2 separate regions of the Homo sapiens genome follow, and region 1 is linked to region 2. Evidence: chromatin contacts called from ENCODE Hi-C or POLR2A ChIA-PET data. All regions are on one chromosome and are shown on one strand. The core of a region is the stretch at or near the end of the contact, and the rest is flanking DNA. Distances in the headings are between cores, read along the strand shown. Region 1 holds the start of LINC02935 (long intergenic non-protein coding RNA 2935). Region 2 has its middle 56 kb from the start of LINC02935.

Region 1 (5,027 bases), core at 225-2,724, 55 kb after region 2:
AGCCCTGCAGATCTCCAGCATCCATCACATTTAACTGGGGAGACCGCAGGGCTTTACTGCAGAGCTTGTAGCCTCCATCAAAAGGAAGTCAGGGTTTCAGAGAGTCCTCCAAATCAAGCAGTGTACTGGCTTGGACTGGGGAAAGTGACAACCTACTCAAAAGGAAAAGCTCCCTGAGCCTAAACAGTCCTTGGGATTTGCAATGGGTCATTGTGAGGACATTGAGTGATGTCGAGGTACCCCGTGTATTGTGGTGTTGGGTTCATGGAGGTTCACCGTGATGATTCAGTGCAGCCTCGTCTTATTTGCTGGCTAGGTACTAAAACCAGTTTTAAGGTCAGCATCACAGATGGAGTAACGTGGAACTGCCACTAGTCTCTACAGGGCTTTGGCACAAATTGGAAAAAGGTACCGCCTTTGGATAGACAAATTAGAAAAAGGTATCTCTTCTAGACAGAAGACTGCAGCAGAGTGCAGGGCTTGGAAAGAGTACTTCTAGCAGGAATTTAATTGCCATTTGTCCCCTTAGGCAGCACTTTGTGCAGTGCACAGACTGGACAATGGTATGTGGCAGCCCTGAGTAGAGACTCCCTAATCAGCCCCCACTAACTAACTCTGATCCATTGGCTGCTCTTCCTGGCCTCTGTAAAACATCCTAGGGCATGCGTGTCCATAGCCATCTGAATGCTCAGGATTGGTGCATTTCATACTCTCTAGTATTTCCATGCACCTCTGCTTCCCCAGCTGAGTTTAATGTTTACCATGAACCCACCAGATTAGTGGTTTGGGTATACCCAAACCTGCTTATACCACGACATTGCCATGAACTAATTTAACAGAAAAGTATGGCAGCCAATGAAATAGGAAGAAGCAAAGAGAGCATAGTGGTATCTATGAAAACTAAAAGCATACTTTGGAATTATAAAGGCAAGTTGCTAAAAAAAAATCCTTAAAATTAAGGAATTATTTGGGGGTAATAGAAATGCATTGTAGCTTGATTGTGTTTCACAGCTGTATAAGACTGTATCCAACTGTTTAATGACATTGAATTATGTGTTGTAACTAGATGCAGTTGATTATATGTAAATTATTCCTCCATAAAGTTGATAGGAAAAATACTAAGTGCAAGTGAGACAGAATAAAAGATAGGAGAAGAAACATAAAACTCCCAAAGAGGCTTGCAATCTGATTGTTCTTCAGGTGTCTTTAAGATCTGGCTTCACCTTAAGAAAACCACAACTGGAAATTGTAAATGATGTGCATTTGGCTTAGGCAAGAAAGAGAAGCCGGAACTCCAAAGACCAAACCCATTCCTTTAAGAAAAGCCTTGGTTCTACATCAAAAGATTGGTAAAGAAAATGTATACTTACCATGTTTAAATTTTGTTTGTTTCGTTTTGTTTTTGTAGATGGAGTCTCGCTCTGTCACCCAGACTGGAGTGCAGTGGCGTGATCTCAGCTCACTGCAACCTCTGCCTCATGGGTTCAAGCGATTCTCGTGCCTCAGCCTCCCCAGGTAGGTGGGATTACAGGCACGTCACCATGCCCGGCTAATTTTTGTATTCTTAGTAGAGACAGGGTTTCACCATGTTGGCCAGGCTGGTCTCGAATGCCTGGCTTCAAGTGATCTGCTTGCCTCAGCCTCCCAAAGTGCTAGGATTACAGGCATAAACCACCATGCCCAGCCACCACGTTTAAATTTTTAAAAGCATTTAGAGTATATGCATATGAATTGTTTTATAAAGTTTCTCCATTTTAACTGATTTTTTTGTGATGAACTGCCAACTTATACCCTGACCCCATCACACAACAAGCCTTCCACAGTGGTCTAGTCATCCTGAAAATCCCGGAAATCATCCTTAAAGGGTGTGGTACTGCCATATCGCAACAAATCCAGCACAACCTATTTTTCCTTTTTTTCTCAAGGGAAACGGTTGCTCTTTCTTCAGTTGAGCCTGTGTGTGTGAGGGTTGCTCTTTCTTCAGTTGCGCCTGTGTGTGTGTGTGAGGGCCACAAAATGCTGGCTCCCACCCTCAGTGTAGGAGCCATGGCTGAGAGGTGCATCCTATGGGAGGCCCTTCCAGAACACAGGCTTTCCCAGGGAAATGCCAGGTGCTACACCATTTACATTGTTCTGTGTGTGTGTGGCCATGTAGCTGAGTTTCTTATAACTTAAATTTTTATATGCTGGGATTCTGCCATATATCCACTTATATACAGCAGTTCATTCTGTATCACTTCTATTACTTCTACCAACTCCAGAGCCACATGCTGTAACGGGCTCTCCCGCTTAGAATCACTAAGCATTAGCAATAGGAGTGTGGTCAATGAGATTATCATCCCAGTCCTTCCTTCTTTAGCATTATAATCCCCCTCTCATTGCTTCACCAGAGCACAGAACTTCTCTGTCCCTAAACATTGGGCTTGGCCGCTGATGTGGCCATGCAGACATGACAGGAGTTGTGGGCTAGCAGGAACAGACATAGACATGGAAATATGCATGCTGTGATGAATGACGCTGGCTTTATTCTGTGGGCAATGGTGAGCCATGAACAGTTTAGGGTTTCCAGCAGCATTACTGTGATTATGACATTGAGCAAACTTTCGCTCAGCTGTCAGAGAATTGGGTAAGACAGGTACTGTAATTTTTTTTTTTAGGACAGAAATGGGTTTGTGCATTTGGCTTGCTGTCTTTTCTTTCTGCCATATGCCATGAAAAGAGCATGCCCTAAGAAACCATTAAAGGAAGTTAAGAGACACAGGGAGAAAACCTCGACCTACCCTACTGTCTGAAATGAAGCCCAGTCAATCCATACCCTAAGACAGTGCTGCCTCAGCCAACTCATATAACCACGAGCTGGAAATGTATGCATTTTTGTTGTATGCAACTGAGACTTAGGAGCCTTTTGTTATGCAGCATTGTGGAATAAAAACCTAACTGATACAAAGGGGAAATGAAAGAGTTTCTAGTCCAACCCACTGATTTTGTAGCTAAAATTATTTACTCTGTAATATATATATTGCTTAGACAGTTTCTGGTCTCAGTTCCATCATCTGTGAAATGAAAATACCATACCTGGCCAGGCACAGTGGCTCACACCTGTAATCCCAGCACTTTGGGAGGCTGAGGCAGGTGGATCACCTGAGGTTGGGAGTTTGAGACCAGCCTGGCCAACATGGGGAAACCGTCTGTACTAAAAATACAAAAATTAGCTGGGCAAGATGGTACACGCCTGTAATCCCAGTTACTCGAGAGGCTGAGGCAGGAGAATCGCTTGAACCCAGGAGGTGGAGGTTGTATGAACCAAGATCATGCCACTGCACTCCAGCCTGGGTGACAGAGTGAGACTCCATCTCAAAAACAAAAAACAAAAAATACTATACCTGTCTTAACCAACTCTGATAGCTGTGCAAAAGTTTGCTCAGTGTCATAATCAAAATAATGCTGCTGGAAACCCTAAACTCTTCATGGCTCACCATTGCCCATAGAATAAAGCCAGTGTCATTCATCACAGCATGCAAATCTCCATGCCTATGTCTGTTCCTGCTGGCCTGTAACCACTTTGTTTGTCCCCACACTCACACTCTGTTGCTGCCATTTGAATTATTTGCCATTTCCCAAACTGTCTCTGATCTTCTCTCCATGGTTTTTCTCTCATTGGTCTCTTCCCTAACAAAGCCTTTCCCTGCCATCTCACCTTTTGGAAACCTTCATGGTGTAACTTAGATATCACATTCTCCAAATGGCTTCCCTAATCCCTTTAGCTGAAATTAAGACATATTTCCTTCTGGATGCTTAATATATTTTACCTGCATTATAGGCATTGGGGCCAAGTCCATCAGCCACACTGAGTAAGAACAAGCTTTATGATTCCAGGGATCAGTGTTTGTTCATTTGCATCTCCCAAGGACCCTAGTCTATGAAGCACTGTGTCTGCTCAATGTGTGTTGATAATCAGATATCTTAGCTTCAAGAAGCACAGTCACTGTAGCACACTATGGTGGTGTATTTCTTCCATGTTCTAGTGTCCTCCACAGTAGATAAGCAATGGTACTGACCCACACGTGGATGATGAACTGAATAGCTGCCATTATTGAGCACTTATTCTGGGACAGGATCTGCATTAGCATACTGCACATTTTGTCTAATTTAAATCTCTCCACAGCCCTCTTGGTTGTCTCCAGGATTTGTTTCATTTAACAGATGAGATACGGCAAGGACTGTTATGCATCGTCCTTTTCTTCCTGAGCACCCAGCTAGAGCACACTTCCCAGATTCCCTTGTGGTTAGGTGAAACCATGTGACTGGTTCTGCCCAGTAGAATCCGAGGGGAAGTAGCATGTGCCATTTCCAACCCAGGCCCATAAAAACCTCCCCTGCAAAGCTCCTCGCTCCTGTTCTGCCAGTAGATGTAGAGGATCCAGCTAATGACCTTGAGGTCTAGAGGATGGTGGAGCCACCAAATGCAAAGAGCTTGGGTTCATGACACCTTCCAGAGGAGGTCACCTGCTGAGTACTCCTGTATTGAGCTGTAATATGATCATGAATTCAATTTCTATTGTGTTTAGCCATGGAGATTTTAGTATTTTTACTTGCAGCTGTTACATGAGGAAACTGAGGTTCAGTTTAAATGACTTTAGGCTGATTATATAATAAGTTAGTCAGAGAGGGCTATGATTTAACCCAAACCTAGCTGTCTCTGATTCCTGTGATTCTAATTACTACAATATACTGCCTCTTTGCTAAGGGAAAAAAAAAAAAAAAAGCAAGCAAATGAAAACAAACTCCCTATGGGGGCAAACTCAGGATTTTCCAAACTGTGACTCCCCCTGGCTCTGGAATGTTGTACCCAGCAGAGTTTTGTGAGATTGCTGAATAGTTGCCTACTTTAAGGGAGTGGGGAGGCAGAGGGGAATGATGTGTGTTGATTCCCCACACACGCCAGGCACTTTACATACATGTTATTTCCCTTCACAGTAACCCCTGGGACAGTATTAATGCCACTAATTTCCCCATTAAGGGGGAAA
Region 2 (4,958 bases), core at 2,255-4,754:
TCAAAAGTCATAACCTCTGGCTTTCAGACTGTCCTCTTCCCTTACCTGGGTGGCCCCTGCATCCAATATGGAAATGTTTCCCAGAGAATCTCACTCATTATAGGTGAGCGGAGCCTGAAATGACTCATTCAGCAGAAATGTGGCCTCTCTCAGCAGTGGCCACGGGAGCCCATTTGAAATGCAAGAGGCTCCTCTGTGGGCCTGCCAAGCTCTGTAACTCAGCTCCCTCCCAGCCCTGGCCCTGCAGTAATTCTGCTAGACCTGGTGCCTCCCCTTGCAGGGTAGGCAGTGGGGCTTTGGCAGGTGATGGGTCCATGGAATAGATGCAAAGGTCTGCTGATACCAGCACCAGTTGGGTCTGAGTGAGCAGGAAACTGTCCATGAAAAACAAATTAATCGATAGCAGAGTCCTCCCCCAGCCCTGGTCAAGACCTGTCAGTGGATCAGAAGAGTTCACATGTTACCATGCTTTAAGCACACCTTATGCCAGGGAGGACAGGCATGTGGCAAGAGGTCCTCTCCTTCCCCTCCCCATGCTCCTGACAGACATTGCTAATCGATCCTGGCTCTTTTGTCCTCTTCCTCTCAGCATCTCCTGCAGCCTCTACTCATCAGAAAGAGTGGAGTTAGGGCATGCAATCTATCTAACCCCTAGCATCCCATGTCCCACATCCCACATCACCTGCATACCTCTTCCCCTACATAGAGCATCCTCATACCCCTCTCCAGTACCCTGCCTACTCCTTCAAGGTTCCACCCAGTCCCTGTTTTCCTGACCATCATTCTCTTCCCTGCCTCGCCAGCCACTAAGGAACCAAGCAGAGGAGTGAATCGGAGACTAGGGGTGTGAAGACTCCTAAGTTCTGGCCCTGGTTTTGCCTCTGAATTAGCTGGATAACCTTGGACAAGTCACTTTGCTTCTTTATACCCTTACTTCCCCATCTGTAGATTAATGATACTCTATGATCTCTACAGTGAATCTTAACTCCTCCATGTTACGATGCAAATACCTTTGCAGCTATCCCACTCTTTGAGCCATTTATTATGGCCCTTAGTCATTTCTTTCTCCACTCATGTGAGCTCTTGGAGGGCAGGAATCATGTCTGGGGCTGACACTCTATTTCTCCTTGGGGCATCAAAGTGCTGGGAGGCAGAGGACTCAGGGCCTACTGGTGCCATGTTCAATCCCTGTGGCATTGATCTTTAGCTCCCAAAGAAGGAGTATCCTTAGAAAAATGCAGTAACTTCAAATTAAGCATTGTTCAAAGGGGCTGACTCCATCTTCTATCCCTCCAAAGGGCTTCTGAGCCACTTCGGAGCTCAGGACCGTGAGCCAATGAGAGACAAGAGAGGTGGCAGAGGCTCAGGACCACAAGCCAGACTGCTGCTTGCTCTCTGGCTGGGTGAGCCTAAGCAAGTTAATCAACCTCCCTGAACCTCGTTCCCTTCCCTGCAAGTTGGTCATGATAACATTGCCAAGTTAGGGAGGTGGCATGAGGATCAGATGAGGGAATCCATGTGACACATGCAGCTCAGAACCTGGACAGCAGTGAGTGCTCAGTGAATGGAAGCCCATCACAGCCCTCACCAAGGCCACCAGCCTCGACCAGCCCACACCCCCGCCCCAGTCTCTGGTCTGTTCATGAGACATTACCCATGGGAGCTTGTTCTCTTAGTTCAAGTGAGCTGATGCCTGCTCTGTGCCAGCCACTAGTCTAGGAATACGGATGGGAATAAGCAATTCTTGGCTAGAAAGAGGAGTTGAGAACATCAAGAGCACAAACCAGATGAGGCCAAACAAGGAGGTCCCAATTCTGACAGTCAGATGGGATGCTTCCCAAAGAGACACCATCCCTAACCCCCTACCAACCTGTGATTGGTTCCATGCAAAGAACCCTCTCATGGTACAGCAGACCCTCCGCCCAGTGGACAGTGCCACCTGCCCTGGGGAGAATGCAAGCCACCAGGCAATAAATTTCAGCTCTTGTTACCACCTCTCCATTCTCCTCCATCGCTCCCTCTTGATCTCCCCTCTCTGCTGACAACAAGATATGGCTGGCATTTAGTTGAGGATTTAAAATCAGGAAAGCTTCTCCCTACCTTCAGGCTGGAAGCTCGCTCCCCTGGCTCTCTGAGGCCTCTTGAAGCCGGGCGTTTGCTGAGTGCCAGGAGACCAGCTCCTGAAACCGGAAGGGGCCTGCATTGTTGGACTAAAATAGCAAATGTGCAACATGAGTCTCTTCAGGGGCCTTCAGCGGGCTGGCAGCTTCCGGTGGGTACTCTACACAGGCCACAGGGAAGCAAACTGGAGTGGCCCTCCCTGCCACTTGAGAGAGCCCTTCTATGTACATGACTGTTCTGTCCCTTAGCTAGATTAGTTCATCCAACTGAAAATGGACTTTAGCTGTGCCTAGCAAAAAAGAAAAAAAAATGGCATGTCTGAGTCAAATAAAGCATGCTTAGACACAGGGCCCGTGCGCTTCTCGACTGACATAAATCTCATCTGGGGCTTGCTGCCCTGGATCTCCCAGGACAAAAGAGACCTCCCAAAGCCAAAAGGAGCCCTCTCTCATGGATGGCAGCCACACCCTGACCCATGAGGCCAGAACACGGAGCCCCAGAATGTCGCTTCTCCTCCCCGGTGGCAGTCAATTGATTACTTGTCAGTTTCCAAAATGGTCTCATCTCCAGAAGAAACAATGCACGAAAAAGCAGTTCTGAAAAGAGAATTAAGAGCTTGTTAGACACGGGCCTCAGGTCAGGATAGGTGGCCTATCTGGGGGGCCTTCGAGGAGGCATGCTGCGATTGTTTTTAAGCCAGCCCTCTCCCCTGCAGTTCTCGCTTAATGAAGCTGCTGTACAAGCCCCTTGGAGGGCCCGCATACTGCAAAGTAGTGCCAAGTGTCCCGTTACTGTAAACGGCCTTTTATTTTTAAACTAATGCTATATTTGGAAAGCAGTAATCCTGGGGAAATGATACTGGGACTAATGGGGAACATATTACCTTTCATGTGTTTTTTTCATGTTTAAGGTTTCTTTGTTATTATCTGAGTAGCAAGGCTCTGCACACACTCTTGGGCAAAAAATCAAAATAAGCCTTAAAGCAATAATATTTTAATAAGCATCAAATGTCTTCAATGAGATAAAAGTATTATATGGTGTTTTGATATTGGGCTTTAGTTAAAACCTCATTAAAAAAAGAAAATTTCTCAGATATATTGGGGTAGGGGGGGCAGTAATGTATTTTTAAATTCAGGTGGAGAAAAAGTTCCAGTTCAGGTCAATTATGCTAATTAAATGCCACAAATGACTGAAATTGCCCGCAAATGGACATTATTATTTGTTGCTTTCACTGCTTCCCATTGATCAAAAACAGCAGCTAATGACATTTGAGCCTGCAAAGGCCAAAGCTCCAGTCTGAATAAACATCGGCTGCCTGGACACCAATCACAGCCCTTGGGGTGGGAGAACTAAGCTCTTGTCCAGCTTGCGTCCAGCCCTGTCCTCTTCCCGGGTGAGGTTTCCAACAGCCGAGGCGGCAGTCACCTCTCTGAAGCTCAGATTAGTTTCGTCAATGAATGCTTGGTCCTGTTCCCAGCCCCAACTGGGAAGTGCTGGGGGGTGCAAGTTATGAAATGAAACTAAGTCTTTGATTTCTTCACCCATGGCCAGAGACCCAGCTAGAATCATGAGCTCTTTAGAACTGAAAGGAAGAAACTTGAAGATCCTTCCTTGGTTATATAAAATGAGGAAACTGAGGCTCAGAGAGGGGAAGTGACCTGCCCGAGGGCACACAGCAAGCTACTTGCAGAGCCAAGAATAGAACAGCAGTTTCCTGATTCTCAGTCCATGCCCCCTCACGTGCTCTCCTCTCCAATATTGTAATATAAAAGAGAACTTCAACTTTCCCTCCGCTACCTCATAGCAAATTTCCCTCCGTTTTCTCTTGTAACTGCATGTCAAATCTTAGTTGGGGGCTTCAGCACAAACTAACCTGACTCCAAGATTGGAATCAGGCCACGTGTAGTAGCACTTGAATCTGTCTTCTCCTCTGGTTGACCTAAAAGGGGAGTCTAATTTCAGTTACAAAATGAAATGCAGTTGACTGTGGATGGATGGGACATTGGAGCATGATGCGGCGGGGAGGGGGTATGGAATCCGTGGTTTCAGGCCCATCTGTGAACTCTATGATCCTGACTTTATCTCCTGAGCTAAAGTAGAAACCATACTCCAAGCTGCTACCAGTCGTTTCTACCTCAAGGTAAATAAACCATCTCGGAAGAATGCAGTGGCTTCAAGTTAAACATTGTTCAAAGGAATTGACTCCATCTTCTATCCCTCCAAGGATCTTCAGAGCCACTTCGGAGCTCAGGACTGTGAGCCAATAGTGCAGGAGAAGGAGTCAAAGGAGATCAAAATCCTGGGAAGGGGCTGGAGGTGGTGGCCCACGCCTGTAATCCCAGCACTTTGGGAGACCGAGGCAGGCGGATCACGAGGTCAGGAGTTCGAGACCAGCCTGGCCAACATGGTGAAACCCGTCTCTACTAAAAATACAAAAATTAGCTGAGTGTGGTGTGTGGTGGTGCACACCGGTAATCCCAGCTACTCAGGAGGCTGAGGCAGGAGAATCGTTTGAACCTGGGAGGTGGAGGTTGCAGTGAGCCAAGATTGCGCCACTGCACTTCAGCCTAGGTGACAGTGTGAGACAACGTCTCAAAAAAAAATCCTGGGAGGGGGAGGGGATAGAAGACTGGAGGATGGGTGGTTAAGGATGTCACAGTGACCCACCGATGTGGATCCTGAAGGCCATGACCCCTGCTTTTCCTCAGCCTGCTTGATTTCCAGGCGTGGTTGCGTGGGAACCCTCCCCCACAGCTCAATCAGAGCTGCAGCTGACATGAAGACAGCCCTACCCTCCTGAGGGCTTCAGGAATCCTTGGTTCTGCTCCAGCCTCTAT

The links. Hi-C counts contacts between places; a loop is a spot of excess contacts on that map. ChIA-PET counts read pairs that join two places held with the same protein, here RNA polymerase II (POLR2A). Pooled maps may share reads with other maps.
Region 1: a loop to region 2 is called in a map of CD14-positive monocyte, with 2.0 times the contacts of the local background. The contact joins the promoter of LINC02935 here to the enhancer-like site in region 2. A Hi-C loop is called at or near these places in 5 of 168 maps with a recorded cell type or tissue (CD14-positive monocyte, HepG2, aorta and 1 more) and 1 of 50 pooled maps. POLR2A ChIA-PET finds 5 or more read pairs at or near these places in 5 of 52 experiments (H1, HepG2, OCI-LY7 and 2 more).

The regions. Positions count from the first base shown.
Region 1 is chr10:112,889,558-112,894,584 of GRCh38, forward strand. It overlaps LINC02935 (long intergenic non-protein coding RNA 2935), which reads left to right and starts at 1,475. Exons shown (of 3, transcript XR_001747706.2): 1 at 1,475-1,515.
Region 2 is chr10:112,832,612-112,837,569 of GRCh38, forward strand. It overlaps a transcript of VTI1A not described here. Among named protein-coding and RNA genes, the nearest start is that of LINC02935, 56 kb to the right of the region's middle. RefSeq lists an enhancer at 2,370-2,459. Within about 2 kb of position 3,505, at least 5 of the 41 ENCODE cell types and tissues checked have a DNase peak (open chromatin) inside an H3K27ac peak, as active enhancers do; they include CD14-positive monocyte, where a contact is called at or near this core.